Linked DNA regions of Mus musculus: all the other regions are linked to region 3. Evidence: chromatin loops called from intact Hi-C (ENCODE). Cell type or tissue: gastrocnemius. All regions are shown on one strand. Each heading gives the region's core, and the rest is flanking DNA. Links, peaks and the distances in the headings are about the cores only.

Region 1 (10,519 bases), core at 2,802-7,801, 310 kb before region 3:
TTCCACATGGGTTTCAGTAACAGAGGTCTTACTCTTTAGAAACATCATTCAAAAATATTCCAATGAAGCCTCATCCAATTCTCTAGTCTTTGAGGTGTTCTATTATGGCATTCTGGGTCTTCCTTCACATTCCCACTCTTTGGTTCTTGCTGGTGTTCCTAGCTCCTTTCACCACTTTTTAAAGCATTGATTGAATTACCACAAACTGATAAAGTTTTCAAAATCAAGGTGTAGGGTTGAGACATTTATATTACCCTCAAGATTTCTAAATGAATTTATTCTTTCAACATATTTTCTCATGGGGCCTTCTAGGTTCTTGAAACTGTTGGTATTGCTGATCTGAAGCCCATGAAACCATAAGGGATGGCCCCACGTTCCTATTTCTTACAATCCCTACACAGCTGACTAAGAACATCTGCTTCTACTTGAGCAAGTCTGAAATTTTTTACATTTCTGTGAACTTGGGTCATATATTACCATCATATATAGGCCATATACTTGCATTATATCTTACTAAATGACAGATCTACCTCCAAAACCACAGACGGGAATCATCCACACAGACCCACCAGACGGGTGAAAACATCTAACCAATTCTGTATCTTTAATATTGTTTTTAAATAAAGGATTATGGAGTACTCATCCCTAGATGGGACATTCATCTCACACCTCTCCCCTTACCCACCAAAGCTCTGGAACATCAAGTAACAGGGTTCACAGAGAGTGTAAGGGCCACAGATCAGGAGGACGTACTACAAAACAGCATCTTCTAGACATGCCATGAACTCATATCTGGTGTGACAGCCTGCGCAGGATCAGATCAGTTTACATCCCCATAGATGTACTAACAATACCTCTCTCCCAACTGCTGGGTTATCATCAGCTGATGACGTGTAGGGGAGGAAAGGGCTTCTTTAGGGGTGTGACCCCCATCTTTGGGACTGTGAATACTCCAGTGGGTAGCCCTACAACCATGCAGAGGGCTATTAAAACAACAAGATATGAATGTAGGGGAGGGAAGCAGAAGGAGTTGAGGAGGACTTGGAGGGGAAATGATCTAAAGTCACTGTACAAAAGTCTCTAAGAATGGATTCTAGGAGAAAAAGAAACATTTCTGATTAAACCTTGCCTTTTATCCCCACCTTCACTCCCTTGGCTCCTTGGGCAGTCATCTCCCACTTTTTCCAGAGCAACATAGAGAACCAAAAGACATTTGCAGGGTGAACTTAAAGATTAAAAAAAAAAAGCTCAGAATGAATGGAAAAGTTGAAATACTCTTTCCACCTAATTACACACCACACTGTCTCCATTTTAAATCCCCTCTCCGATTCACTTTCCAAGGTAAGATGTGTTCTCTTGATTTTTGCCATTCATTCAGCTCTACTTCGTACAGGGTAAAGAGTAAAGACAGACCCAGCCTATGCAATTCCATGACCATCTCCATCATCAAAGCTACGAGAAAGCTGTGAGCCCCCCACTCCTTTCCTTGAAGATGGCTTTATCCTGCAATGAGTTTAAAGTACTTACAGTTACTACACACTTGGGACCACACACTTTCACTAACGCTGTTTTCTCTTTCAAGATAGCTCATTCACACACACCCACCCCGTTCTGCTCCTCTGAAAATGGGCTACTTGACCATCCAAACTCAGCCCAGGCCTCACTTCCACTTTGAATGCTGTTTGTTGGCTTCTCTGTCCAGAGTGGCTTTGCTGTCTCTCTTGCATTATTTTATTTTGTAACTTGTTTTCTCTGCCACAGCCCTGAGAGCATCATCTCACACTTGTTGAAATGCTTAAAAATCACACGGATGCTCGTCCTCCTTGAAATCAGAGGCCTCATAATTTAGAAATCAGCATGTACCACAGACACTCAGATATGTGTAGATGGATAAACCTATATATGATGTAATCATATTTGGCCATTACTAATAAGACTTGTGTCAGAATGGCAGCTATGGGGTTGTAAATAGAAGAAAGACGACCAGGAAGCAGAGGAGAGATTCTGAGAAACAGAGAGGCACTGAGGAAGCAGCAAAGGACAGAAAGAGATATAACTGTAGAAAGAGTTCACAGCAAATGAATGAAATTTAATGGTCATTTGTATGGTCAGTAGTAGCTAGCATAATAGTTATAATAATAATAATAATAATAATAATAATAGTTATAATAATAATAATAATAACTATCATCATCATCATTATTATTATACTCCAGGCTCCCTAGTTTTGGGGGGTTGGAATATTCTAGTTTAAAGTATTTATGAATTCTCACCCACAGTCCTAAAAGGGACAGGATGCTTTGGGCAATGTGATGGGTTAGCTGGATGTATCTGCATTGATACCTCTCTGGGGCAGGCATGGGTGTTCCTGTGAGTCCTCAGGACTGATCGTGTTTGCTACACGAGCACAAATTTACATTAGGAATCCTTTCATGAACTCCTCTACAACTACCATAATTCTTCTAAATCTTCCCCAAAGAAGGGCAATTTAAACGGAACAAACAACTCAGAGAAACCATCTCCTATTTTAAGAGCTCATCTGGTTAATTGTATCACAGCTGAAGACAGAACACACTGCTTCCCGGGGACTCCAAAAAAGCAGGAAATGCCTGGATCTCCCAAGGCCCACAAACTCACAGGAAGAACTCCCTTGAAGCAGACCATCTCTGTTCTTGCCAGCATTCTTACCAGTAGGCTGGGGTATACACTCATCAGATCACATTTTAGACCATTAAAATGTCATTATAATAATAATTATTTTTGCATATCTTAACAGAATATTCTCTTTACCTGAAGCATAATGAATGTTAAGCATACTTCTCTGGTTTCTTGGCTGTGGAAACCCTGGGCTAACCAAGTAAATTCATCCCTGAACTGCCTCATTAATCACACTGTGCTTGTTCTTGGCAAGGAGCTTAATACCCTACAAAAACTGTTATTAAAGTCAGATTTGAGGATTCCCAGGCTGGCAGAGCATTAGTTACTTATACCTCTATAGAATATATATTATATATATAATATATATATATATATATATTATACCTTTATATTATATATATTATATATTATATATTACACCTCTATATTATATATTATATATATTACACCTCTATAGAAATTATTTTCTTATCGTTTCCTGGAATGGTCTTATTGGACCTGCAGCTCAAAGTAACCTTGCTTTATTAATGTAATGTGTAAATTCCAGCTATTCAAAACCTCATTTAAACTCATAAGTAGTGATTACTCTCCACCTCCTCCATCCCCCCACACCCCCCCTGTCCTTCCCCCAGCCTCTGACTCTGTGCTATGTATCTTCAGCTGCTCCCTGCCTACAGACCTCAAGGCTCTTTGCTACATTATGAAGAACTTTACATAAGCAATACTGTGTTGGCAAGCACACAACTCATGTTCTATCCCTCACAGAATTCACTGATAAAACTAGTTAGCAAGAAAATTCTTAAACTAGAAACAAACAAACAAACAAAAATTATCAAAGTTTAAAAAACAAAAACAAAAACAGAAACACTGCTTTATCCACCAGGCATCAAAAAGAAAATGCTGCATTTTGAGAAATTTTCACTCCTGTTTGTAAACAATGCTTAGGAGACATCAATATGTGCAACAGTGTCAAGCTTCCTCTGAACCCATACCATGTACTTTACCCAAATAAAAAATACTATATTACATCATATTTAAAACTCAAAGCCATGAATATTTTGAGCATGTCTAAAAATATCATCATCCATACTGTGCACATTTACAGCAAATTAAGCCTCAGCATTCCTTTTTAAAAATGTATATTATAGTCTGACAGTCAAAATAATTTATTAGATCATTAAATACTAAATTAATTGTATATCAACCCAAGGAGATGAGCTTAACAAGTGTCATGGGTGTCTATCATTAATTACATTCAAATATTTATGACTCTTTCATCAGCAAAGGATAGACCTTATATTTTGAGTGTAATGACGCTAGACAGAATACAACATTCCCTATGTGTGCCTTGCAAACACATGAAGCTGGCTGGAATAGGTCACCTAAGCTTACATGCTCACAACAATCTGCAACTGTAAAAATTCCCAGACACTGGGGCCCCAGAGTGCAGACTCCACCAGTTTCCTGAGTTCTACCTGGTCACATTTCAGGTTCACCTATTTATAAAAGCAGCTCCTTCTCTCCTGATATTATGATTTTTTTTTTTTTAACTTTCCTGGGTTTGTGCCAATTCTTCATTCCACATAAGGGAGAAGTATAGGACGGCATGCCTCATTTCTGAAAGGTCTTTTTGGTCTGTTCCAAACATATCTTAACCAAGTAAGAAACAAGGAATCAATCAGTATGTGCCTGCAGCTTTCTCTGGAGGTCTTCTAAGGCTAATATGTTTGTACTTCATCTTAACATAAAGAAGGAGGGGGCAGAGACGGGGCAAGAAGAGGCGGGGCTTCCTCTAAAAAGATTAAATTAGACAGGGTGTATAGACATGAAAACAACCTTAAGTTGTCGTCCAGATTCACCTAACTCTAACAGGAGATTGAATGAATGGACGTCGGGCAAAACAGTAGTAAACTTCAAAGCCACGGAAAGCTTTCTAATGCCTAAGGGAAAAATAAACATTTGCTTCCAACCATTTTCTCATTTTCATTCTCGCATACTCTGCTAGATGGTGAGGGCTTAGTCAACACACACACACACACACACACACACACACACACACACACACACACACACACTTTATCTCGGCGCCATAAGTGTCAACTAAACACACTGCTTGCTTCAGGTCACAGCTGGCCCCTGTGCATTTCCACTACAGCACCTCTGGCCATGTTCCTGAACCCCAGTTCTCCACTTTCAGCTGGCACTGCCTGCCACAGAGCTTGGGTAGCCCTCTAGACTCTGACCACCTCTATGTGGCAATGACTACTACGTGCACTGACAGATTTTCCGTTGATGACAGCTGTGATGGTGGCCAGGCGTGTTTCCGGGCGCGCTTACAACCTAGTCTCTCTCTCTCTCCATCACGTAGCAGCTTCCTCTGCTTGACCCCAGAGCTGACTGTGGACCCACTCTTAACCTTCTCCTCGCCACTCCATCCCACCCGGTCATGCCCTCCCAGTCTCTCCAGTCTCGGGATGGTGCACAACCTCCCGGAGCTATCCCCAGCTCCTGGGCGCCCCACTCAGTTAACTTTCCGCATATCAGGACCTAATCGCTCCCGATTATCTGAGTCGCCTAAGTCCGGCTTCTGCCTTCAATCACCCAGGTACCTGGAACTGACCCGTTAGTCCCTTGGGTGCTTTGGGGCAAAAGGGCTCTATGTGAACCAGAGCGAGAGGTGGGACGAGAGAGATTGAGGGCTCCAGAGGGCCGATGGCAACACGTGCAAAGAAATAAAAACCACCACGTGTGTGTAGCTCTGCGTGTGAGCGCGCACGCGTTTCCGCGCCTAAGGCCAGGGCGCGGGCGCCAAGTGCGCCCCGGGGCTCCCCAACAGAGGGCATGGCTAGGGGCACACGGGGTCGGAAGTGGGGGCGCGGGTACTCACACGAACGCGTGGTAGACGAACGCCCAGCCGCGGGGTCGCTCCAGCACGTTGTACAGATAGTTCTGCACCCGCCGGTACTTGACGTTGCGCCGACAGCTCTGGCTGCTGGTGTAGGAGAGCGGCTTCCCCAGCAGGCTCATTCGGGCCCCCTGCTTGCCCCGGCGGCTCTCTCTCAAGCCGCCGCCGCCTCCGCCGAGCGCCGCCGCGCGGGTGCCGAGCAACAGCAGGCCGTCGCCCCTGGCGGCCGCCGAGTTCAGCAGCACCCTGCCGCGGCCGGACTCCACATCCTTCATGCCGCTGCCCGGGCGCCCCCCACCCGCGCCTGCCGCCGCCGCCGCGCCGCTCCTCACCCAGAGCCCGGCGGCACCGCCCTCCTCTCCTCCCGCGTGGTGGCGGGGCATGGCATCACCACGGGCACCGCGAGGGGGGCGCTGGCGCCTGCGGCGGGGGCAGCGGCTTCATGTGCGCGGGCAGGTCTGCAGGAGGAAACCCGCAGCCGACGGGGCGCCCCGGGGGGGCGGACTAGCCTAGAGTCGGGGCTCCGGGCGGGGGCGGCGGGGTGTGCGGAGCAGGCCCGGGGAGGTCCGGATTTCTGCCGCTTCCAATTCCAAATCCGGACCTGTTGGGGGCGTCACTTTGTGAGGTGTCCCTCGCTTTCCTTTAGTCTGGTGGCTGCCACTCCCTCCTCCCCGAGGAGTGTCGGCACACGGGACTGAGGGTGTGCGGGATGCCCGGAGGCACGCTCGCACGCGTGCACACCCAGCAGGGTTCGAGTCTGTCTGTCCCCTGCACCCCGGCAGAATACCGGCTTGACCCTAAGTCGGTCTCCCAGGATGAGTTTGGTTCGGTTCTTCCTGGGACTCGGAGCTGTCCGGAGGGCGAAGTCTGCCTCTTGAATAAACTGGACGAGCGGGTCTCTGGGCTTCTCCCGCTGCTATGCCGCGCCTGGTCCTGCCATCCTCGGGTGATGGGTGTGGGCAGGAAAGGTTCTGTCCTACCCTCCAGGTTTTGGCTAGCCTAGGAGCGAGCCAGCGGGGGCTAAGCTTCTGGCAGTGGCGCTTGGGTTCCCGCGCTGGGGACCAGCCCACCGCAGTTCAATGGACACACCCGGAGAGAGCCAGGCAGGGACCCAGCAGCTTCCCGCGACTCAATCCAGCCTGCAGGCTGTGACTTTCCATCCTAGCCTCAGACAACAAGCCTGCGAGTCGCAGAACATCCTTCCCATCCCCAGGGGTGGGGTGTGGGGAGGGCGTAAAACTCCAAAGTAGCTCCTTCGTGGTGAGGGAGCTCCTCCTGACAGAGCAGCCTGGGAAAAGGAGCCCACTTCTCTCCTTCCAGAAATTTCCATGTAAGTGAAAGAAAGTCATAAAACTGCTTAAATCTCCGCCGCGACTGTGGCGTCCCCAGGGAGTTCGAGAGGGATCATGGAGGATAGTGAGTCCAGGACCTGCCTCTCAGACAGGATGCTGTAACTTACAATGTTAGAGAAAAGGGAACCACTGACTGCATCCCCCACCACCTCTGGAAAATGGGCGCCCCAAAGCCCATCTCTTCTCTTGGATGAGAGTGAGATTATGGTGCTGCTGGCTCAGAACTCCGCCTTTCAAAAATATTGTTAGCAATTAAACAACAGATTCAGCGATGGGGAAACTGAGAGGACACCAGGATTGGGAACTCCTTCTAATAGAGCAGCCTTCCTCCCAAATATTTAAAAAAAAAAAAGTAATAATCGCCAAGTTCAACTGAACTATGCTTTCAACACAAAGTCATGGTAGTCAGTAGCAAAGTGGCCATCCCTGAGCCTTTTTTCACTTCCATGAATACCAGCCAACACTAAGGCAAAAATCTTATCTTGGTTGTCTCACCCATAGCAGATAATACTCTACCAACACACCCACACATACACCCCGTGCATACACCCACGCCCACAGACAGCTGCTTTCTACAGTCAGAACGTCAGCTAAGAGTTTTACTTTTATTTTTATCGTTATTGTTTTGTGAAGACCTCTTCCTGGTTCTTACTCAGCAAGACCTTGTTTCCCTTCAAACCTCTGGGCAGTAGGCACTACTAACCCCTAGCGCTGTGCAGCTGGCAGCAGTACCACGTGTGAGCCAAGCATCAACACTCAGAGTCACTCCTGCTTTCCTCTAATACACTTCACACCCACACACCGTGGAGGTGCTAGAGAGGTTGCTCCGTGCCCTGCTATTCAAGGCAGATGCAAAGAGAATGTCCTGGAATAAGCTCTCCAATCCTAGAGCTGCGTGGAGACCCCTGGCTGAAGGTGGGAGCTGAGGTGGGGGGTAGTTCGGTGCAGCTATATTTAGACTCCCCGTGGAGTTTCTGTGCAGGGACTTTCAGGGTGAAAGATGTAGAGACTTAAAATGACTCGTGCACACGCTGTCGGCATGAAAAAAAAATCCTAGCTTTGCTGAAAATAAGAAAATGAAAAGGCCACTTCCCCTTTAAAGGAAGCTGTTTTCTTTGCTGCAAACTTCAACTGAGATTAGATCACCTTTGCCTCACTCTGGGGCCTGGCCCCACACACAGGCAGGAAATCTCTTTAAGGCAGGACTCAAGAGCGTGTTTCCCCTTCTGAAAGGCCCAGGAACTCAGCTGCTTAATGTCCAAATGATGGTTTCCTAGGATGCAGGGATCATACCAGGGAAGCTATGATGTCTATTTCGAAAATGTTAATAAACCCGGGTGGGAAGGTGGCAAGGACATCTGCAATTAGTAAGGGTTATAGACGTCTAAGACATTTGTAACTATCTTTTTTGAGTGCCATCCACTTAATCACAAACCCAGAGAAGGGGGCTTGTCTGTGTATTCACAGACAGGATGGGCCACTAGGAACCCAGCATCCTGACTCCCAGTTGGAGTACCCATTCTGCTGTTGGTGCAAACCCTAGGGGATCATCCTGCTTGTTCAATCCCAGAAAGGAAAGTCTAAGAGACTCTGTTCATACCTGTTCCTAGGCCTTGATCTGTGCCATGTTTTCCTTGTAACCCAGTGACTTCTCTAGATAGGCAAAAGTCAACTTTGAGGAAAAGAAAGTGTTTGTAATTAAGCTTTTATTGTTGTTGCTGCTCCTTTGAATACAGGTGTTGCTAGGAAACTGCCTTTTATTTCTTGCTGAAATATCAGTAGGCATAGTGAGCCATGCATGAAATAATGTAACATTATTTCATGAGTAACAATTACACTAAAATATTATGAAAGGGTAATAGTAAAAGTACATGACAATTCCACTTATTTCTTTATTTTGGTTTTGTGCCACAAGATCTCACTCTGTAGCCCATGCTGTCCTGAGGATACATATTTAGCCGAGGCTGGCCTCTAACTTGTGATTACCTCTCTGCTTGTATCTTGAATGTTGTGATTTCAAGAATCAAAAGGCCTATGCAAAGAATCACTCTAAATAAACTACCAGTGTTTATGGCTAGTGTAGAAGATGTGAGTTGATTGACAGACCTCATCCCTTAAGATGGTTTTGCTTTAGCCTGGCAATGGTGGTCCATTCCTTTACTTCCACCACTCAGCAGGCAGAAGCAGGCTGATCTCTGTGAGTTTGAGGCCAGCCTGGTCTACAGAGCAAGTTCCAGGTCAGCTAGGGTTACATAGAGAAACCCTGTCTCAAGAAAGAGGGTAAGGGTGCTTTCAACTACTCCTTTGTGGTGCCTGCCTGAAATTTATGGTCTTGGAAACTAAATTCCCTAAAGTCTATAGAAGCGATTTTACTTGAATATAGTTACTAGAAAATAATTGATTTCAATGCCTTTTCTGTCCTGTTATATTTTCTTACTGAACAGTACTCTGAGATAGCATCATTAGAAATGCCACCTATAGGCTAGAGACAAAGACATATTGTAGCACCTACACAGGGAGGTTAAATAAAGCATCACTATTACATTCTTCCTTTTCTTGTTCAGGGCTATGCATTCTACTGTTTGTCCCAGTCCTCCCAACAGAGCATAGACTCACAATCAAGCTCATGTGCACTGTTCTGATGAGCTTGTGTGATATCAGAGATACTACACAGAGATACAGATACGTTTTGCTCCAGTGTGACATGCCTGGGCTAATCAGAGTAGCAATAACAAAACAAGTTGAAAACTTAGAACAGTAAGAATATTTACTAATGTAAAATGATGGAACTTCTTGCTTGCTCAGTGACTTGCACCAAGCCTAGTCATAACAATAGGCTTGAAATCAGGGCAGAAGCCCCTGACTTCCTGAAAGAATGCCCTTTAAACTATACCATCCATGTCTGTAGCTTTTATTCCCTCTGTGGTAATCCATAATCGAGCCAATAAGCATAGCAGCTGTACTGCATTTCGTAGGTATCTATCATTATAATCAATGGCCATATTAAAAATAGCAGTGTGGTGTGGCAAAGTACTCTTTTTTAATGCAGAATAATAATTCCTAAGAGATATGACACACACCTCTTAGGTGTTTCTCCAACAACCTAAAGCCAGGGAACTCACCACAATATCAGAGACCATCTGTACTGGCTAGTTTTGTGTCAACTTGACACAGCTGGAGTTATCACAGAGAAAGGAGCTTCAGTTGAGGAAATGCCTCCATGAGATCCAACTGTAAGGCATTTTCTCAATTAGTGATCAAGGGCGAAAGGCCCCTTGTGGGTGGGACCATCTCTGGGCTGGTAGTCTTGGTTCTATAAGAGAGCAGGCTGAGCAAGCCAGGGGAAGCAAGCCAGGAGAAGCAAGCCAGTAAGGAACATCCCTCCATGGCCTCTGCATCAGCTCCTGCTTCCTGACCTGCTTGAGTTCCAGTCCTGACTTCCTTGGTAATAAACAGCAGTATGGAATTGTAAGCTGAATAAACCCTTTCCTCCCCAACTTGCTTCTTGGTCATGATGTTTGTACAGGAATAGAAACCCTGACTAAGACACCATCTGAGGCTGGCCAGACTGCTAGATGTTCTGATAATTGGAATCTGAGGCCTG
Region 2 (10,519 bases), core at 2,505-7,504, 1.0 Mb before region 3:
ATCAGATCCCATTACAGATGATTGTGAGCCACCCTGTGGCTGCTGGGAATTGAATTCATGACCTCTAGAAGAGCAGTAAGTGCTGTTAACCACTGAGCCATCTCTCCAGCCTGGTAAATTTTAATAATGTTTTTATTAACTCTTTGATAATTCCATGTATTTTTTAACATACTCCACCTAACTCATACAGATCCTCTCCTACCTACCTACCCACTTCCCTTTCAACACATTTTTGTTCTTTTCTGTGTCTGTCTGTCTCTGTCTCTCTGTCTCTCTGTCCTTTCCCCCAAAGAGTCCAATTTGTGTTACTAAAATACTCTTGGGTATGGGGTCTAGAGAGTGGCAGACTACTGGGAGTCATATCTTCTCAACCTCATGTGGGTAGGTAATGTGAGTTTGAGATCACAGTGGTGTCTGTAAAATGAGTTCCAGGCCACCCAGGACCGCATAGTGAGACTCTCCCCCGTGTGGAGGTGGGAAGCCCTTAACAAATTGAAATAAAATAAAAAACTAAACAAATAAACAAATGGAAAAGGTTAATTTGTAAAAGAAACAGCAGTAGGGTAATGAGAAAGACAATTCTGAGCTCCAAGCACGTAACTCCATATCACCACAGCCAATCACCACACAAGCTTTTATGAGGGCAGTGCTATCATTGTGAGTATTTCCTGGGCGAGGAAACTAAGGTGCAGAGAAAGCAGACAATGACCAAACCACACAGAGCCAAGATTTCAGGATCAGAGATGTCTCACCGTAGGCGCCTATGCAATCCCGCCCCTGAGAACAAGGGGCATCCAGCTGAACAAGGTGAACAACAGTGTGAGTGGTGGGCTTGAGATCTCGTGGAGGGTTCTTCTGTTCAATCGCCCCACACCCTGTGACACAGTGCACCATCCACCTGTGACTCACTCTCTTCTGCCCTATGAGCATCTCACAGGAGGCCCCACGTAGTACTATGTAGAAACTGGTCATACCATATATCTCAGCCTCCATGACACCGAGGCTTACTAGCTGTGTCAAACCAGGTGCGTTCTTCATCTGCTCTGTGGTGCAGTTTCTCCATTTTAATAGAAGGAAATTAGAAATGTCTAGCTTACATGGTTACTTCCAAAATGAATTAGAGTACCAGGATAGTGCCGGGCACTTACTGAGTGTTCAGGAAACATTAATTGTTCAAGGCACAGAAAGACAAATCCCATGTGTTCTCACTTGTATATGGAAGCTAAAGTTTTACCAAATCCTAGGAATGATGTGAGAGGGAGACGTTATAGGGCACACAGAATTGCTGAAAAGGAGGAATAATGTCTAATGTTGCCCAGCACAGTGGAAGAGCTATGGTTGGAAACTACTCTACGCTCTTCTGTAGCTAGTATACAGGATTCTGGATGACCCCAGAGGGAAGAAAGTAATAAATGTCTGAGGTAATGACTATGACAGTTGCCCTAATTGGTTGATAAGATACTAAATATAAGATACTGAAATGCCACACTTTACCCCAGAAATATGTGTAGTTATTGTGTGTCAATTGAAAGCAAAGGTACATTTTAAGAGAAATATTAACTGTGCAATAATAGTAATCTTTACATGTTACCTGGTATTTCAGCACACCAAGAAGAAGACAACTGATGTAGAGTAAATCTGTCACCTGCACATTCAATGAGGCATATTTAAACCCCTTTGCACTCAACAAGTATTTACTGGGCATTATCTTTGTGCAAGGCAGTAGGAAGCAGTTTTGAAAAGGTTGTAGACACAGGCTTGTCTACAGTACAACAGGGCAGGGAGTAGCAGATGGTGAACAGCCCCACGGGGACAGGCGTCTGTTGGACATTGGAGTCTAAGGGTGGATGTCCAGGGGAGGCAGGGTCCCAGCTGGGATCTCGGGGAAGCCGGAACAAGCAGAGTAAGCCAGTGTTCCAGGCAGATGAATGAACATGTGCAGAGCCTTCCGGGAGTTAGCGAGCAAGCAAGGCATGTTTGTAAATAAAGTGAAATGAAATGCAAAGGGTAGGGGGAGGAGTGGGAGAGCTTGGTGAAGAATCTGAGCCCTGTTTCCAGCACCTATGCTGGGCAGCTCACAACTACCTGAGACTCTAGCACCAGGACATCTGATGTCCTCCTTTGAACTCTGAAGCCGAGTGTGCACACACCCACACAGAGACACACACGATTAAAGAATAATGACACGCCGGGCAGTGGTGGCACATGCCTTTAATCCCAGCACTTGGGAGGCAGAGGCAGAGGCAGAGGCAGAGGCAGAGGCAGAGGCAGAGGCAGAGGCAGAGGCAGAGGCAGAGGCAGAGGCAGAGGCAGAGGCAGAGGCAGAGGCAGAGGCAGAGAGGCAGAGGCAGAGAGGCAGAGAGGCAGAGAGGCAGAGAGGCAGAGAGGCAGAGAGGCAGAGAGGCAGAGAGGCAGAGAGGCAGAGGCAGAGGCAGAGAGGCAGAGAGGCAGAGAGGCAGAGAGGCAGAGAGGCAGAGAGGCAGAGAGGCAGAGGCAGAGAGGCAGAGAGGCAGAGGCAGAGAGGCAGAGGCAGAGGCAGAGGCAGAGGCAGAGGCAGGCAGATTTCTGAGTTCGAGGCCAGCCTGGTCTACAGAGTGAGTTTCAGGACAGGCAGGGCTACACAGATAAATTCTGTCTCAAAACAAACAAACAAACAAACGAATAATGACACACCTTAAAACCTGAAACACACATGTTTTGTGCAAAGAGTGTCCATTAGAAATATCACCTGTGCTCACATCACCCTGTAAGGGGAGTCTGTGGTTCTTGCCCCAAGGTCAGTGAAGGGTTAAGCAAGCAAGCCTTACAGGCAGACTTAATGTTTCCTAGCTGTGGTAGTGGAACATACTCAGGAAAGACAGGGGGACATGAATCTGGAGCTGACTGCAGTGGAGCTATCAGTTGATGAGAGTACCCACCTGTGAGAAAGGACAATGAAGGGGAGCATGCATGAATTTGAGAGTCAGCCTTGAGAGTCTACAGCCTGGAGGTGGGCAAGGCTGGGGAGTTACAAGCAAGGCTCCCTACTGGTCTCTGTCTTGGACCACTAGTGGAATTAAGGGTGGGAAGTCTTGATGCTTTTCCCTTAGTCAGAGTCTCTGGACAGTAGTGTGTGTGTGTGTGTGTGTGTGTGTGTGTGTGTGTGTGTGTGTGTAAGCATGAGAGCATGTTTGTGTGTGCACATACACATATATTTAACTATTCACTGATGTGCCTAATAGTCAAGAAGACATACTTTTTTAAAAATCCAAAGCTGATAGCACAGATTATTCATCACTGGATAGTAACTTGGAGTCTAATTTTTTTTCCTAAGCTAACTTAAAATATGAAAAGTGAGTTCACCTTCTTGAGTCCCTGAACTGTTCGTGTGACCCTGTCTCAATAAGAGATAAATTCCTTTAATTTCCTGTAAAACTGCTTGAGATTCGTTGCCTGTCAGATTCTTTTTCTCTGCCAGCCAAGCTCAAGTAGGGCAAACCCACATTAGTTCATCCATTGCTGACCTGCACACAGCTCCAAGCGCACTGCCCTGAGAGAATGAGTGGGTGGCTCCAATACACAGCCTGTGTGGAAGTTATCCAGTGGCTGTCCACACTCCCCCCTCCACTGCCTCACCAACCTTGGCTACATTGTCAGGAATCCCACAATTCCTGCGTCTCCACAGAGAACTGAGTTTCATGCTAAAGAACAAAATTATTCCATTGGCAACAAGTGCTCACTGAGAAAACTTACACAGGTCAATTACCTTTCTGGCTTCTTCTGGAAGGCAAAGGACACCTACCCTCCACCTCCAACCCCCCCTCAAGGCTGTAAGAACTTGAAAGGAGTTGAGTGTAGCTGGAAGAGGGAGGCATGCTCATTGCATGTTCGTGCAACAGACAGAGGCTAGGTGCTGATATAGGACTGGAAAACGTCCTGGATGCAATGCAACAAAATTATTCACTGCCCGGGATAGGAAACCGCCCTGCCCTGTCTCAGGCCTCCAGAATCTTCTCCATCCACTAAAAGATCTGTAAATAAGTATACACAAAGCATCTTCACATAAAAATAAACCAATTGCCTACCTATGAGCTAAGTGGGCATGAGAGCCATTTTTAAAGGAAGTCTTGGTTGAACTTTATCTACCACAACGCCCCACCTCTGGGGAGGTAAAGGGTAAAACAGATGCGAAATTTAGGGTCCCCATGAAGGCAGAAATTCAGGAAATTGGCAGGATGAGCCAGAAAAGATCTGTGGGAGGGCAGATGCCATTCCTTCCTTCCTCCTTCCCCAGATCTTCTGTGAAGATCAAGAGATTGAAGGAGAAGGCAGATGCTCAGCAACAACTGGTTTATTCTCATGCCTTTGCATGAAAAGTTTCTTTTATGGAACGGATGCACAGCCCACTTGCACCCTTGTTGCAGCTGGAAAAGGCAGAAAAAAAAAAAAAAAAAAAGCAGAGATGCTTAAGGGCACTACCTCACTCCGGATGCAGTACTGCGCAGGCGCACTCCGTAGCTGTGACCCGCCTTAAGTGTTCTCTTAAGTGTCTCTTGAACACAGTCTTGTTCTCTTTGGAGTTGGTTTGTGGGAGGTAGAGTCCTTCATCCCACGTCCTTCTTCTGTCCTCGCCCTGGGAGTCAGGTGCAGCTCTGGGCCAGCAGAGGCCAAGAAGTCCCTTCTCCACCCAGCTGTGTCGGAGCATAGGTCTGGAGTCTGCTGCCCCCTGCCGGCCGGGATGATGCTTACAGCAAGACTCCTTAGGATTCCCCACCCACCCACCCACCCACCCACCCCCGAGTCGTTAAGAATTTTGTACCCACAGACTACAAATTGTTTCCATTTTCAGTGGATGTGGGGACATTCCAAAGGGTGAAGTGTCCACAGTCAGAATCCTAGTTGATTTGATTTCAAAGGCGAGTGCCCTCACTGCTCAGTATCTAGGTAGATAAGGGCATAGCCTCGTGATCCTGCTATTGCCCTGTGAGATCAGAGTATCCAGGTTTAGATGTCCAGGAGGGGTGGTACAGAACGCCACAGAACGCCACAGTTGGAAAGCATATTGAATCTTGCCGGTCCAGAGAATCAGTTCCCAGAAACGAAACTTAAGAACACACACACAGTATTTTGGGGGAACTAATTTGATCATATTTTGAGAATTTGGAAGTCTAAATTGGTCCCAGGGAATTAATCAGTCCCCAGGAGAGGCGTAGGAGCACTGTCAGCAAGACACAAGGCTGTAGAGTCACTCCCATCCTGACCTTTGCCTGCGAATCCTTCTGGCCCTCCTTCCAACATCCTGTTTGTCCATCCTCACCCTAGCCTTCTCTCTCCTCAGACTCACAGAACACTTTCCCTACTCAAAACAACCCCTTTGGATATAGCAACCGCCTGCCGGGAGCAAACGCGCGCCCTGGAGGGGAGAGCGGCTGTTGCGCGGGCGCGGGCAGGGGCGCAGGGAGGGGATATGGCATCCAGCCAGCGCATAACTTTAGACCAATGGAAGAAAAAAGCAGCAAAAGTTGAACTGAATGACACCCAGAAGCAAGAAATTAAAGAGGCCTTTGACTTATTCGATATTGATGGATCTGGAACCATAGATCTGAAAGAACTGAAGATTGCAATGCGGGCCTTAGGCTTTGAGCCAAAGAAAGAAGAAGTAAAACAACTGATCGCTGAAATCGACAAGGAAGGGACTGGCACCATTTGTTTTGAAGATTTTTTTGCCATCATGAGCGTAAAAATGAGTGAAAAAGATGAAAAAGAAGAAATACTGAAGGCATTTAAATTATTTGATGACGATGCTACGGGAAGCATATCACTAAATAACATCAAGAGGGTTGCCAAGGAGCTAGGGGAAAACTTAACCGAAGATGAATTACAGGAAATGCTTGATGAAGCTGATCCTGACGGGGATGGAGAGATTAATGAGGAAGAATTCTTGAAGATGATGAAGAAGACCAGCCTTTATTAGCTGCTTGGTACCTTCCAAGAGGTTTGGACCTCCTGTTAACAGCTTTCCTGTTAAGCAGTTCAATGATGTAATACCTGAGTGTATCCATTTCCACTTTTAGTTTAGGTTAGTCCCTTGGTGTCTAATCTGTGCCAGAAGTTATATGTCCCTACCAATGTCATTAAATCTGTAGTAGTAAGAAACAAACAGAAAAACAAAACAAAACAAACAACCCCTTTGGAACGCTTTATTATCCCCACGACAAGATTGGATAGATCATACTTCCTGTCATGATGCTGCGATATCTTTGTTGTTGTTTCATTGGTCTGAAAGTTGAAGCACAGTCTCTCTTGCGCAGTCTGTTGCACTTAAACACCCCTCCGCAAACCTCCATCAGCTCCGGCAGCAGATTAAGATATGGCTCAGAATAGACACTCAGAGATGCTCCTACTAAAGTACCAGAAGATGGAAGCAGCCACAACATGCTCCTATTCAGTGATTCTAACTGAACCTCAGAGAACATCTCTCTGTAGGGCATTTGGGATTCCATACTGTCAGATATGTGGAACAGGACTGCTCTTAGGTAGAGGGAACTTGTCACCTGAGCTCACGCCATCAGCCACCTGCTCGAGTGGAAGCCAAGGGTGGAGCTGAGGATGAGGGTGCAGTGAAACCTTCGGCCTTTGCCAACCTGTAAGACTGTCTACCTACGATCCACGGCGACAGAGACACAATTCCGTGTGGCCTCAGCACCTCTGCCATCTTGGGGAAATGCAGAAGTAAAATATGTAAGAATTCAAAGAAAGCTCAGTTAATAAATACCCTAAAGAGTAAATGATCTTCAGTTATGTCTACTAGCATAACTTCAGAGTTGAGTGACACATAAGATTTCCAGGTGTACCTGGCTTTGGGGAGATTTATTTATAAAAATTAAAATCACACTGACTTAATTGATATTACAGAACAACAAAAGCAAACAGAGGCTTGACATTTTCCATTTCTTTCTGTCCTCCACCTTTGGAAACACCCATTACTACAGAACTAGCAGATTCTGCAATTCCCAAATGCTGTCAGGATTGGAACCAGATTCGAGAGTTAGGCAGAATAAACAATTTTCTGTTTCCACTAACCTCTAATTCAATCTCACTGTTTGCATTTGGGAAATACACATCCATCCACAGTAGCACTGCTGTGTGTCTCCTATCATGGGGGACCACACACAGTCCTGTTGCACACAGTTCTTATATGTATCACAACTCTGAAATGGCTACTTTACAGGATAAAAAATGTGTTGAAAGAGCATACATGTATACAGAATATTAATGTTTGCTTAATTTTTGAGACAGAACCTGACTCTGTTACCCACACTGGCCTGAAATTCACTAAGTAGCCCAGGCTGGCCTCAAAGCCATAGCAATCCTTTCTGCCTCTGCTTTCCAATGGCTGAATTATAGATGTGAACCAAAATAGTTTGTTTTAAGAGCAACACATACCGCCCAGCTAATACTGTAAATATTATTCATGTATATGTATAACAAAGAGGTTATAGAGGGAGAATACCAATATTATAGGATTAACAACCCTTTCCCCCCCCCCCACACACACATATTCAGTTTTTTATTTCCATGATACAGAACAATAATACTTCTAACAACTGCCTCTAGCACTGAGGACATTCATTTTCAGAGGTATTAGAAGTGAGTAAGTCTCGGGTAGAAATCACTCTGCCCTGAAGCTCTGCTCTCCTCAAGCCAGTATTACACAAGTCCTCTGTCAGTACAGTGTGCTGGCATCAAGCTATTTATGCTGCCTAGGAAAGCATTTGAGCTAGAACACTCATGACCTTACCTCTGAGAAATGGCAAGGTTTTAGATTCCATTCCCCCACCCCCCCCACACCCTAACCTCATGCAGTGACCTACATTGAATCTGCAGGCTTGTCTGATAGACCGGCTGTGTGTCTGCCAGGTCATTTGCACCAACAAGCTTATCACAGAGGCTCTCCACTTCTCAAATGCCCTTCACTGTGAAACTCTTCCAAAACCCACCAGATGCCACCTCTCATCATCTCTTAGAGGACTTGGTGGCTGCTTCTGCTGAGTGAATCTGGATTTTGAGTGGGAAACAGAACAGTTTGGCAGTTTGTTTGCTTGTTTGCTACCTAGCTAAGCCTTCTTGGAGTTTAGTCTTAAATATACACAATGATCTTCCAAGGGTGGTGCCCAGACCTGTGTGAGCACCACTTGAGAGAGCATTAGAAGAGCAGATTCTCAGGCCCTTCTCCAAAGCCAGTAACCTGGAAGCCTGGAGGTCGGGCTCTGGGCTCATGTGCAGCCCAGCAGCTCTAGTGCAGGAAGCTTGAGAGTCTGTGCCACACTTGATGCTACACACAGACACATTTCAGGACTCTTCTTCCGATGTTGCTTCTAAGACTCGGTTCAGTCTCTAAACTATGAGCCCCAGCAATACAAGAAAATGAAGTACAGCCTCCCAGTATGTCACAGCACAGACTAAAGTCTCTCATTACCAAAGAGAGGAACGAGGGTAGACAGCAAGGAGTGACAGGACCAAATGCACACTGAAAGCCAGCAGGGAAACACCAACCCTGCCATCTCCATGTCTGGCATTATCTGGGCTCCAATGAGCTTTAGCAGCCTTGGCTTGTCAGCTCTTGCCACCCACAGCATGTCACCTCACTCTTGGGCCAGCTTTGCTCAGTGCCTGACATGTCCCACACCTTGAGGGCTTGCTCACCATCAGAGTGCATGCGGTTACCTCCAGGAACGTTTTGCAGAGAGTACGATCAGTCACACATGGCCTGGCTTCGGCAGACTTTCTGATGATAGTGAGAGGGAACAAAAATCTATAGGACTGCATCTCAGTCTGAACTCAAGCATTTAGGGTTGTGTAAGAAGTCTTCAGAAAATACCATTCTCCACAGCTTGCGGGGTGGGGCATGTTCAGGAACTAAATGAAGAGCTGTGAAGGAGGGTACTAAGAAAAGGAGAGCCATGTTTCTTCTTCCAAAGTGTTTCTCATGAAGCACAAACCCATGAGACATGCAGCTGTGAACACCTCCAGATCTTCTGACTATGTAGAGCCCTTTCTGCCCTTCCTCTGTGGTCCTGGTGCCAGGTTTCACAAATGCCTTTCTCATGTCCTTGATCTTTCCTTAATAACCAAAGAATAAATACCTCTGCTCAAACTATACTCTGTCCCTCCTCCAGTCTTGAGATAGCCCTGTGGGGACCCTTTAAATGTAGTGGCAGCTGTGGAACCTTGAAAGGGAAACCCTTAAGGCACAGAGACATTGCTCTGCCTCCAACATCAGAGGCCATTTGGAATCCAGAGCTGTCCTGTTTGCTGCCCCTTAAGTTTCAGTAAATCATTTCCCTATGGAGGACAGCAGGGAGAGTTACAAGACAGCTCTTTAAAGTGGTGGTAGTTTTATCCTTTGCTCTTCCAGCAGGGGGCGCCAGCAGCACTGGCAGAGCTGATGGGTTGGCCATCACTGAGATCCCAGACCCGGAGTCTATGCCTGATGATAGAGGAAAACATAGAAACAACAGAAGCCAGAACAGTTGTGTCTGTCTGGCCTGCCAGCCACAGTCATGTGTGATCACAGTCACCATGGCCTAGTAAAGGGCTGTGTCTTGAGACCTAGTCTGTATTTGAAAGACTCTGAGAGGAGCCCCTCACTCAGGCCTGGGGACAATAGTGGACACCCAAGAACTCACGAGAGACCGAGCTTGTTGCAAACCACATGAGGCTTTATTCGGGGAAAGCCAGAGCTCTGGGGACGACTCATATCCCACACAGGGGTAGAGGAATCAACCACGAGGGGAAAGGGGTCCCAGTTTTTATAGGCCCTCAGGGGGGAAAGGAGAGGGGGGAGTAGGGGATTTCCAGATCTAAACAATGTCCATTCTCAAGAAATGGGTGTGGGATGGGTACAAGGAAAGAGTCTGGGGCAGGTGTAGCAACTCAGGATTGGCCCCGCTGTGGTTGCTGGGGAGATTTTCCGACTCTTCCCCAGCAACCAATATCACAAACACCTGGCAGTGGGCTTCATCAGTGGGCACACACATGGGTTCAAGGAACGGTCAAAACATTGGCAGACACACTGGTTCAAGGAGTGGCCAGAGCATTGTGCACCTCTATTTTTCTAAATCAGTGAAGCTACTTTTAGTAACAATGAAATCTATTTTGCCAATTTCAGGGCTTCTGTGACCTTTTACATTCTGTCAGGATCTTTCATATTCTTATATGTCAGCTGCAGCCCTTTCAGGACACACAGGCCAGCTAATTTTGATAAGCTTTACTTGCTCCATGGCTAGGCACTTCTAAACCTCCCTGCCCCTAGCACATACTTCCCTCTTTAATTCCTGAGTTAACATATTTTAAAATCTACATTTCATCTCTGCTACCTCAGATGCAATCAGAAGAGAGGGATCAGGGAATCTTGGGCTGCTTTCCCAGAGTCTTACTCGTTGGTGGGCCCTTAAGTCTGCTTTCTTGGCTTCCTCATCATGGCAATTCTGTCCTTCTTCCCCTTTGGTCCCGTGCCTGCACAATCTAAAGGTCTCAC
Region 3 (10,519 bases), core at 2,875-7,874:
AAATTGGGTTCCATTAATGTTCCCAATGAGCCTAATTAAGTGTATGTGTAGCGCCAACCAGAGCTTGGGTAGCTGCCTTGTGCCCGTTTACCCCAAAAGACCACCAGGGAGCCAACTCCGATGCTATTGCACTAGGGTCTCTTTATTACAAAGTTAAGCTTGGACCTATTCACCATTGTCCCTGACACAGCAGGGCTGGTTGGTAAGACAGCCCTGAGCTCTTTTCAGGACAGGGTTTTACAGAAAATGGCAAGCAAGCAAAGGGGTTTCTAGTCTGGCACACTTCTGAATAGGGGGCCATTACAAAATTTTGTTACCCTTTAACATAATTGTCTGGTGCTGGGAGCTAAACCGTAAAATTAACTTCTACTTTCCTCCTGACTGGCGGTTGTTAGGAAGTGAAGTGCCAGGGGCAAGCTTGTTAGAGAGAATAACCGGGAAACTGGTCTTGTTTGGGAGTAGCCTGGGAACTGGTGCTAGATGCTGGCTTGTTAGTTAACTCTGCTCATCCTTAGGTCAGGTTCTCTAAGATGGAGTCTAAACCCAGGATCTGGTCTCTCAGCTGGAATAGATTTGATTTCTGGTTGGTGGCCATAATGCTTGTGCTGAGCTGCTCAAGGGAAGTGGAAGTAAAGACTTGGTGGCAAATTTTACATCCTGGCAATTGGGGTCATGGTTCACTAGCTCCCGATGGGTTCTGGCCACGCCCTCTAGAAGCTAGTGATTATGGGAGGATCAACAAAGTGTATTCCTGGAATGTTGAGTTTCTTGTGGGTGATTTCTCCAGCTAAAGAAAATCTACTTAGGAAGCCATAGATGAATAGGTGACAATGAATTTACAGAATGAGGAAAGCCACGAAGAAAGAGCAAGCCAGGTCCTTAACAAGCTTTTATTTAGACATATGTTCCATGGAAAGAATTCCAGATACCCCAGCAACATAGTGGAGCAGTAGGAAGGAGAATTTCTAGTCAATCCACATTCAATAGAGGAAAAATAATACAGGTTCTATACATTTTAGCTAACTAACAAGATGTGGGGAGATCATACATTTTACTTTGCAAATTAGTTTTTACGGAAATTCAGTTCTTCTCTTACTATCTTCTTTTAAAAACATGGAGAAGATTTCACCCAAATGATTTGTGAAAACCTCACAATGGGTAACTGACTGCCTAAAATAACAATATCAACTGACTAAATAAAAATCCACTCTCTTTCCTCAAGTGGCGCCATTTTTGTGTTCACTAATATTAGAAAGAAGCAAAGATTTTGAAGTAATATTTAAGGGACGCTTAAATTCGAAAAGCTATTTCCAGGCATTGTGGCTCATACTTGTAATCCCAGTCCTTGTAAAGTTGGGACCAGAGGATTGTAGCAAGAGAAAACCATTTGAACTACACAGCAAGACCCTGTTACAAATATCTTTTAAAAATTAAAAAGCTCCTTAAAACACTCCTCAGAACTGGGCATATATATCTCAGTGGAAGAGCACTTGTTTAGTATGGGTAAGCTCTTGACTAGATCTCCATCCCCTAAGGGAATCAAACAGAATTTCCAAACTACCATTTTTACAACAATAGCATCCATATTTAATGGTAATGGTATTGGTAATAAAAGTGATAACAGTGCCCTAAGCACTTATCGTACATTGGGAATTTTGCTAAGCACATCTGCATATATTGTCTAATTATCACATTGTTTTTTGAAAATCATATAATTCACCTGAGTTAGAGATAAAGTTTTTAAACCACTTGAAAATTCCTCCAGTGCTTGTCAACATTGGAACTTGTTTCACCCCTAGCATATCTTGTCTATTCTATTCTGTTGGCATCCTTTTGCACACACACTACTGGGTCCCACTGTATTCCAACCAATGTGGAATCTAACTTCATTTCCTCTCATCAAGGATGGTTTAATCACCATGAGAGGTCTGTGTCCTTCTTATCCTGAGAATACTCTATACAAGACTCTACAACATCTATCACACGTCTCTAGAACACTGACACACTGACAGAGTTATGTGGGGAAATCTGACTGGCTCAGTCTGGACATCTCCTGGACCTGCTTATCCTTTCTTGGGTTGAGTTTTTTTCTCCGTGTGAATAGCACCACCTGTCTTCTAGGGGTAGAGGCAACATTAAAGCTTGGTGCATTAACTATATAAATGACTTGCAACTAGGCAAGGTCTTCAAGGAGACGATTACAATGTCCTTTCCTAGAGGTAGTTCAGGCTATGTCTTCCTCATTCCCTCAGCCTTTATCTCAAGAGAACAGATTACTCAAATAATTATTGAAAACGCTCCTTGTCCAGCACTGTGCTGGCCACTTTCAAAAGCTAAAATAAACATAATCCTTGATGTCAAGAAAATTATTTGGCCAGCAAAAACAATAGGCGTGAACAAAAATAATAGGCATTCCCCAAATAATAACAATAGAATGTGATAATAAAAGTCGTGGGTGCCATCCCAGGGAGCAGAGAGGAAGAACTCCATCCAGGAGCAGTCAAGACAAGTTTACAGATGTGCAGTGAACCACAACAACAACAACAACAACAACAACAAAAAGTAAGATTCTTGAATCTTCCACATACATTCCCCTAGTGGAAAAGATGGCAAGGCAGCCTTTCTTCTGGTCCTTAATGAACAAAGCAAGCAGAGGGCAGGAAACTTCTGAGTATCACCTACTCACTGCACTTTCACATTTGCTTGCAGGAAGACTAGAAAGACTTCTGTGACCAACTAAGGAAGGCAACGGTTCCTTGTGGGGCTCACGTGTTCTTGCTCATGGTTTATAAGCCCCATTTATTGATCCAGAGAAGGCAACAACTTTCTGGACTAGGAACTGACAACCAGATGAGATCTGAGGGAGAAGAGAGTCGCGATCCCTTCTTGTAACGATCATTTGCCTTTGCTCTGGTCACTAAAAGTGTGTCTTGCATGCGGTATTAGGCTTTAAGCTTCACCAATCAACCAAGAATCCACAGTCCCAGTCGTTCATTCCTGATGCAGTTTCCTTGGCAACCATGGCCCTGCCAGAAAGCTCACCAACCCACAGTGAGACTGTGTGAAGCCCAGCAGCTCTGTCAGGAACTCTCAGCTTTTAAATAATAGGAGACCACACTGAGATACTTTCTTGCTCAAACGCCAACCTGGATGCCATCATTCTGTATTTGTGGTGCGCCTTTCATCTGGGCAGTTCAAAGCAGGACTGGGTCGGACCTTATGGAGATGAACGTTATAGTTAGTCACACGTTCTGGAAAGGAACCAGAAACGAGGTGTGAGGGAAATCAAAGGACTCTGTAGCCGAGTGCTGACTTCGCCCCTTCCTTTCTTTTGCTTTCTCCCTTCCTTTTATGTCTTCCTAATGTTCGTCCCCATTTCCTTTACTCCTATTATATATTTCTTAAGTGATATCCCTGGCACTCCCTTGCAGTCAATCTTTACAGTTGCCTCTAGAAAGACCAAACTCGAAGGCTGGACTTGAGATCGCCCACTCTGTAGGTTCCTCCATTGACTTTGCTGTCACCTGAGCTAAACATGACTAGTGTCCATGTCAGATGCTGCTACTGCAGGTTTCATTCAGATCATCTGAGTCACTCTTTTCTTTCCTTGCCTCAATTGATGATCTTGGAGGGAGTCCCTAAAGAGCCCTCAATATCAGAGAAGACAAGAAGAGTCCCTGTACAAAAATTAAAACGTTCCAACAAAATCACTTAGGGCAGAGTTCTCCCAAGATTAGTGTCCAGATACCTCCCCAGGGATGACATTATAAGACGCCTTTGATTCAGTTTTGGATGGAATCTGAGGTTCCACATCTCCAACAAGCTCTCAAGTCACACTGCTCCTAGTGGTTGGGTTAGAAGACCAGCCTTTGAGGAAGGAAGGGCTCTGGCTCTGTGTCTGCATCTATACTGTTCCTCTGTGGGCTGTTAGGATGAGAGTGGGAAACACAGGTCCCGTTCTTATACCGTTTTGTATAATCAAGAATGCTTCATGTATTCCTTTGAGACATGCAAGGTAGTCAGTATTATTGTCTGTGTTTTCTGTTCAATATCAGAAAATAGTGAGATTTCACAACCAGTTGTTTATACCCGTCACAAAAAGATTAATTTAGGAGTTGAGAGATACTAGCGTCTTATAGAGGACCTTTAAGTGCCACATCAGATGGCTCATGATCACTTGTCATTCCAACTCCGGTGTATCTCATGCCCTCTTCTGGCCTCTTGGGCACTCACGTGCATGTCACCAAACACAGACATGCATGTATATAGGTAATGTTAAAATGAATAATACATTTTTAAAAAAGAAAAACCCAACTTGAACGTTTTGTTGTTATTGTAAAAAGTATAAATTGTTGCAGTGGCTGTTAAAACGCATCTAGCAAGTTGTTTCAAGGACTCACAGAAAGGTTTTCAGAGACATTTTGAAGGTCTTGTTGTTGTTATTTCTTGGCTTCTTTTTGCTTTTTTGTTTTTGTTCATTTGTTGATGGGAAGCTCCCAGATTCATAGTTAATGGAACTTTACTGATTCAGTGGCTATGGTCTGGCTTCTCTCCAGACTGACTTAGTTACTCGTGGTAATGAGACTGGGAAGATACCAGACGCGAATCGGCTTCCACCTGAACCTGAATGGAAATGACCTCATTTACCTGAACCACAGGCATGCCGGGAACGTGAGAATGTACCTGTGTTTGCAACTCTTTGTAATAGTTAATATCCTTAGAAGAGGTCTTGCCACACCCAAACTCCAATGACAGCCTCAGGGATCTAGGGTAGAAGGGCAAAGGAATGTGGTGACAGAGACTGCCACCTTCCAAAGGCCACCTGGAGCTTCAGAAACTAGGAAGGTTATGAAAAGATTCTTCCTATATTCTAAGGCTACTCAATCCCTCTGAGTTACCATGGCTTTGTGTTTCTGACCTCTCGGGGCTTACACACAACTCTTGTTATTTTATGTCACCCACTTTGTGGTAATTTGTTGTGGTAGACCTAGGAGCCTTCACAATTTCCCAACGTTTAACATAGTCTAGCTTTGTATGTTTCCCCCCCCCCCCCCCCCCGGCTCTTCAAGCTTCCAGATGTTTAACCCAGCCTGGCTTTGAATGTTTTCCCGTGTGCCTCAGAGCTCCCGATGCCTAGCTTCTGTTGTCTGGTCTGGGCACTTAGGGGTTGCTTGTAACGTGATCCTGAGCATCAACCAACTCCGTATTGAGTAAGTGATTCTCCGGCCAGACTCATTAAGGAAAATCACACGAACTTACTGCAATTTGAAAGCTTTAAGAGTAAAACTCCGTATTACAAAAGAAGGCATCGTACGTAATTCTTTAATGAGAAAGAATGATAAGGATGTGGACATTTTTGAAATTTTAAGACAGTTAAAGTTCCAAAGCAGATGTGTTTATGTAATGGTAAAGACAGTTTCCGAGGTTTGGCCTCAAACTTTCAAGTTTGGTCCATTCTGCTGTAATTGCTCTTGAGATTTTTATGGCAATGGTACTGTGAAGGGTATCCAAGCTGCATGAAGCGCTGCTGCCATCTTGTGGCTGAAATGCCCCACTACATTTGTTTTCTACTTGGGCAAGACAGAGTTCAGAGTGGAAGTCAGGTTTTAATATTGAACTTGTGTCCTTCAGCTGGTGTGGCAGAGTATGACAGCACATGCTCTCTTTTCTTTTTTATTCGACAAGGGAGGAGAACAATATAATACAGCTGCCAATAATCGGTGGCAATTCACAAATACCACTCTCTCCGAAGATGAGAGCACACTGGGAATTTCAATTTGAGTTGTAGTCCCTGCTCAATCTGTGTGTGCGTGGTCTTCAACACGCGGGGTTCTGGAGAGGAAAGATGAGGAGGTCACAGTTTTAAGAGGCCAGCTACTACCCACTCTGTATTTGAGGTTTCTTCTATGTTTTTCTGCCGTGAGGCCATCTACCCACACTCTGGAGAGTCTTTTGTTTGTTTAATTTTCTGTCATCTAGCATTTTGATTGCCTAGTTTTCTAGGAAAAGGAATTTTAAAAACCTCTGAGTCATGTTTGATATACAGTTGCCATATATTAAAATTATTGTTCTTCGGCACCAGCTTCCTTTTTCCCTTAGTAGATATTCCTGAGTGATACACACCAGCATCTCCACTCCCTAAACCATAATCAAATTGCCAAACACACTAATGCTCAGAATCATGACCTGAGGTCTTAAGAGTGGATGTTCTAGGACCTACCTCTACCATCACCACTACAAATGTGTGAGGAGAACACCTCATAACTCTTTAAGATATTATTTGAAAGCCTCACTCCAAGAATGTCTCAAGAACATAAATGAAGCCCTAAAACATTGTTCTCAGGTATGAAATTGGTAATTTTAATCAAATGTAAGAGTTATAAATGGCTAGGGAAATGAATTTGGCTTTATTTCAATGCAGTTTTGAGCAGCTAGTCCCTCAGAGTGAAGGCAGAACTCAGGTTGATTGGTTTGTTTAATATATGTGTTCATTTGTTTCTCTCTTCCTTGTTAGTATGTTTATTGTTTATTATTAATACTACATTTAATGGTTGTTTTGTTCATTGATGTGACAAAATAGTCAGAAGCAACGTGAGACAGAGTGGTCCTTAGGTGGTGAAGGCAGGAATGTGAAGCCAGCTTCATTGCACCCATGGCCAGGAAGCAGGGATGATGGCCAGTATTCTGCTCAGTGTTTCATGCTTGACTCACTCTGGGTCTCCAGCCAATGGAATGGAGCTGTTAATCCAACAGACGTGAGGAGAAAGACCACTGATGCGATTCATGGCCAAACTAATTAAGGCGAGCTTTGTTTTTTTTTTTTTTTTTTTTTTTTGTTTTGTTTTGTTTTGTTTTAATTTTATTTTATTTTTATTAGGTATTTTTCTCGTTTACATTTTCAATGCTATCCCAAAAGTCCGCCATACCCCCCCCCCCAATCCACTACCCACCCACTCCCCCGTTTTGGCCCTGGGGTTCCCCTGTACTGGGGCATATACAGTTTGCAAGTCCAATGGGCCTCTCTTTGCAGTGATGGCCAACTAGGCCATCTTTTGATACATATGCAGCTAGAGTCAAGAGCTCCAGGGTACTGGTTAGTTCATAATGTTGTTCCACCTATAGGGTTGCAGTTCCCTTTAGCTCCTTGGGTAATTTCTCTAGCTCCTCCATTGGGGGCCGTGTGACCCATCCAATAGCTGACTGTGATCATCCACTTCTGTGTTTGCTAGGCCCCGGCATAGTCTCACAAGAGACGGCTATATCTGGGTCCTTTCAGCAAAATCTTGCTAGTGTATGCAATGGTGTCAGCGTTTGGGAGCTGATTATGGGATGGATCCCTGCATATGGCAATCACTAGATGGTCCATCCTTTCGTCACAGCTCCAAATTTTGTCTCTGTAACTCCTTCAATGGGTGTTTAGTTCCCATTTCTAAGAAGGGGCAAAGTGTCCACACTTTGGTCTTCATTCTTCATGAATTTCATGTGTTTAGCAAGTTGTATCTTATATCTTGGGTATCCTCAGTTTCTGGGCTAATATCCACTTATCAGTGAGTACATATTGTGCGAGTTCCTTTGTGTTTGGGTTACCTCACTCAGGATGATGCCCTCCAGGTCCATCCATTTGCCTAGGAATTTCATAAATTCATTTTTTAATAGCTGAGTAGTACTCCATTGTGTAAATGTACCACATTTTCTGTATCCATTCCTCTGTTGAGGGGCATCTGGGTTGTTGTTTTGCTGTGGCACTAACTTTGGGGGAACCTAAAAGTCACATACTGGTGACTCCAAGGTTTCCTTCAACCTGGTAGTAATTAGTGTTCATCTGCTCAGCTTTGCTGAGTGTTAGCCAGCACAAAGGAAACTTGTACTTTGAGCTACTAGACACTTTGGCTCTTATTTCCATTCGCAGTTACCTGCCTCCTGCTAAAGAAATATTGAACACCATGTTAAAGATAGGAAACCCTCAGATTTTTTTTTTAAGAGGTTAGAAGCAACACTGCATGACCATGCCCCGCCACCTGCTTCTTTACCCTGGTATTTGAAACCTAGTGACCTCATTTCCATTTTCAGTGTTCCACTGACCTCTTTCCTGTTGTTAGCACAGACTGTGTTCTGATGCGAGGTTTGGCCCTGTGATATGGTTCTCATCGGATATTTTATTTGGTTAGGAGAGCCTTCTTGTATGACTGCGCTTCTGTCTGACCTCAGGCATAATCATGGGTTCATTGAAGTCCTGGTTATAAAAGCTTTTCTTTTCCCTTATATATATATATATGATTATTTGGTGATTTACTAACCTAAAGCACTCAAAAGATTTGGGTGAACAAATAAAGTATGAATGGAAAGTACCCTTCTCCAATTCCTCATGGACTTCTGTTAGGGCCAAGGTCCAGTGCCTAGGGATAGGAGGGAGGTCACTAGAGGCCAAGAGGTTGAAGAGATTGTGGGAAGTCACAAGCAGATAAGACATTATTTATTTGTGGTAAGGAACACCACACAGACCAACAACCTCTGGCAGACTCAAGATATGTACTAGCACATGTAGGCCAAAGACAGGCAAGCATAGAATACAAACAAACCAGCACACAGGTTATAGGCATGCAGTTCTACAGAAGTCAAAAGCACCCAGTACAAGGAATGATCCTGACCTCAAAGCCAGATTTATATGACACTCACACATTTAGGTCACAAATAGTTAGATAACAAATTACTTCACTGTTTACTTTGGGGTTCTCTGGACATTCGGTGTCAGCCATTTTTGTCCTGAGTCTAAGGCCCCAACTCCAGTATTCAGAATCTGCGATCTTGGACCATGCTGTCTAAACATTGCAGGTTATCATGGCCCTCTGTTCCTTATGATTTCTTTAATCTCTCAATGGCTTCATCATCATTTTCAAGAATAAATCAAACACATGTGGCTCAATGATCAAGATTGTGCAATTACAAATGAGACAGAACACAAGAACCTATCTAGGTGATGGGTTTAATCCATAGCTGGCTAGATGGTCCTCACTGTCATATATGCAGTCCACTGTTAACAAAAATACTGTTATGTGGCTCATAATTATATTTTGAAACTTGGAGAGTGAAGGAGCATGACCCAATAAAATGGCTTTGGGTTTATATGATTAGTAGTTTTCTAACTCTGATATGAGGAGCTGGACCACTGGATCAGGTGCTGTAGGTTTGGTTTGGAGCTTAGACTTCTTAGACAGATAGAGACAGTAAAGATAACATAGACCCAGAGCAAAACAAACCAGAAACATGCCAGAAACACGGGGAGTGGACAAAGTAACAGAATGGTCCAGATGTGTCTCCTTCTACTTTGTACCCATCTCAATAGTTATACACGGAAGATGCTGATGAAGAGGGCCTGGCTGACAAACCCTTTTACTTTGTGTTATGTTGGCAGTCGGGGTCAAGCCCACTCCAAGTATCTCTTGTGCAAGGACAAGGCTCTCTTGATAGGCAATAGGGGCCAAAGTACAGAGTCCCTGAAGCAGGGCTGTGGGACCTGCTTGTTCTAGACATCGTGGTGATAGTAGGGACTTCGGTTTGATTCAGCATGGAGATTTCAGAACAAAATTCAGTTTTACTCAATGTTAGAGAACAACAACCATTAGGCAAAGCCTATCTCAGAGGAGGAAATTCATATTCGTAGTCAAAGCTGCTTAAAAAATTGGACGTAGTTTTGGGCAGTTAGGAAGAATTGTAGAGAATATTTCAACAAAATATTGGGAAATATGAACCAGGTGAAGATATGGGGAGGGTTGCCAAAGTTAGCAAGAGAAAACACGTGATTCTCAGTTGCATTTTAATTTCAGATAAGCAAGTAATTTTTAAAAGCCTTCACATAACTTTAATCATGTGCTGTTTATTTGACTCATATTTAATTGGAAATCATGAGTTTGATCTGGAAACCCTAAATTGGAGAAGTCAGTGAGCAAGGGGTGAGGGCTGGATGCAGGGGGAGAAAGGCCACTTCTGAAGAGTTTGGAGATGAGGGGACGAGAGGGATAAACTGGAATTCTCTTCCGAGCGGAGACCTGACCCACTGGCCTAGAGTTCTCATGCTCACACTCCCCTGGCTATCTATGTATGAGATTGCCCACACTGGAGTAACTGACAGATAATTAGCTAGAATCAGAAACAAATACATATGACATGTATTTGAAACACAACCAAAAAAAGTTTTAAAACCTGAAGACCTCCCCATACTGTGAAATTAGTATAACCTGAATAAGGTCAACTCATGAGAACATTACACATACACTAATATTTACTACATGTCATTACATTATTGTGTAACAACATAATTACATTATCACTACTCATAATAATTACTATAATATTATATTATGACATTACTGCTACTTACTATTGTTATTACTAACAATATAGCTATATTACCTTTTATAAAAATTGTCACAATTTTATTACAACTATTTGGAATGTACACTGGTCATATTCTCTCCTATTATCCTCTCTTACTTACTTTGCCCTCCTACAAAATACTTTC

What was found. A loop is a pair of places that touch in the nucleus more often than their neighbours do. Peaks named below come from ENCODE experiments on the same cell type or tissue, not always from the same donor. Only the 100,000 strongest peaks of a DNase experiment are listed, where the experiment ranks them.
Region 1: it touches region 3 in a loop (2.9-fold over the local background); 16 of 42 quality-filtered maps call a loop at or near these places.
Region 2: it touches region 3 in a loop (4-fold over the local background); 5 of 42 quality-filtered maps call a loop at or near these places.

Annotation. Positions count from the first base shown.
Region 1 is chr1:21,955,636-21,966,154 of GRCm38, forward strand. Kcnq5 (potassium voltage-gated channel, subfamily Q, member 5) reads right to left here and starts at 6,307. Exons shown (of 14, transcript NM_023872.3): 1 at 5,546-6,307. The coding sequence starts at 5,946. In gastrocnemius, for the core only: a CTCF peak has its summit at 5,792; DNase peaks (open chromatin) are centred at 4,103, 5,204, 5,564, 5,883 and 1 more place; H3K4me3 peaks cover 2,767 bases; H3K27ac peaks cover 2,058 bases.
Region 2 is chr1:21,266,957-21,277,475 of GRCm38, forward strand. Gm28836 (a long non-coding RNA gene) reads right to left here and starts at 4,729. Exons shown (of 3, transcript XR_373236.3): 1 at 4,459-4,729. It also overlaps the pseudogene Gm7094. In gastrocnemius, for the core only: a CTCF peak has its summit at 4,690 (motif pointing left); DNase peaks (open chromatin) are centred at 4,689 and 5,404; H3K4me3 peaks cover 1,168 bases; H3K27ac peaks cover 538 bases.
Region 3 is chr1:22,263,638-22,274,156 of GRCm38, forward strand. No RefSeq gene overlaps it. Among named protein-coding and RNA genes, the nearest start is that of Kcnq5, 310 kb to the left of the region's middle. In gastrocnemius, for the core only: a CTCF peak has its summit at 5,532 (motif pointing left); DNase peaks (open chromatin) are centred at 3,031, 5,540 and 6,692; H3K4me3 peaks cover 313 bases.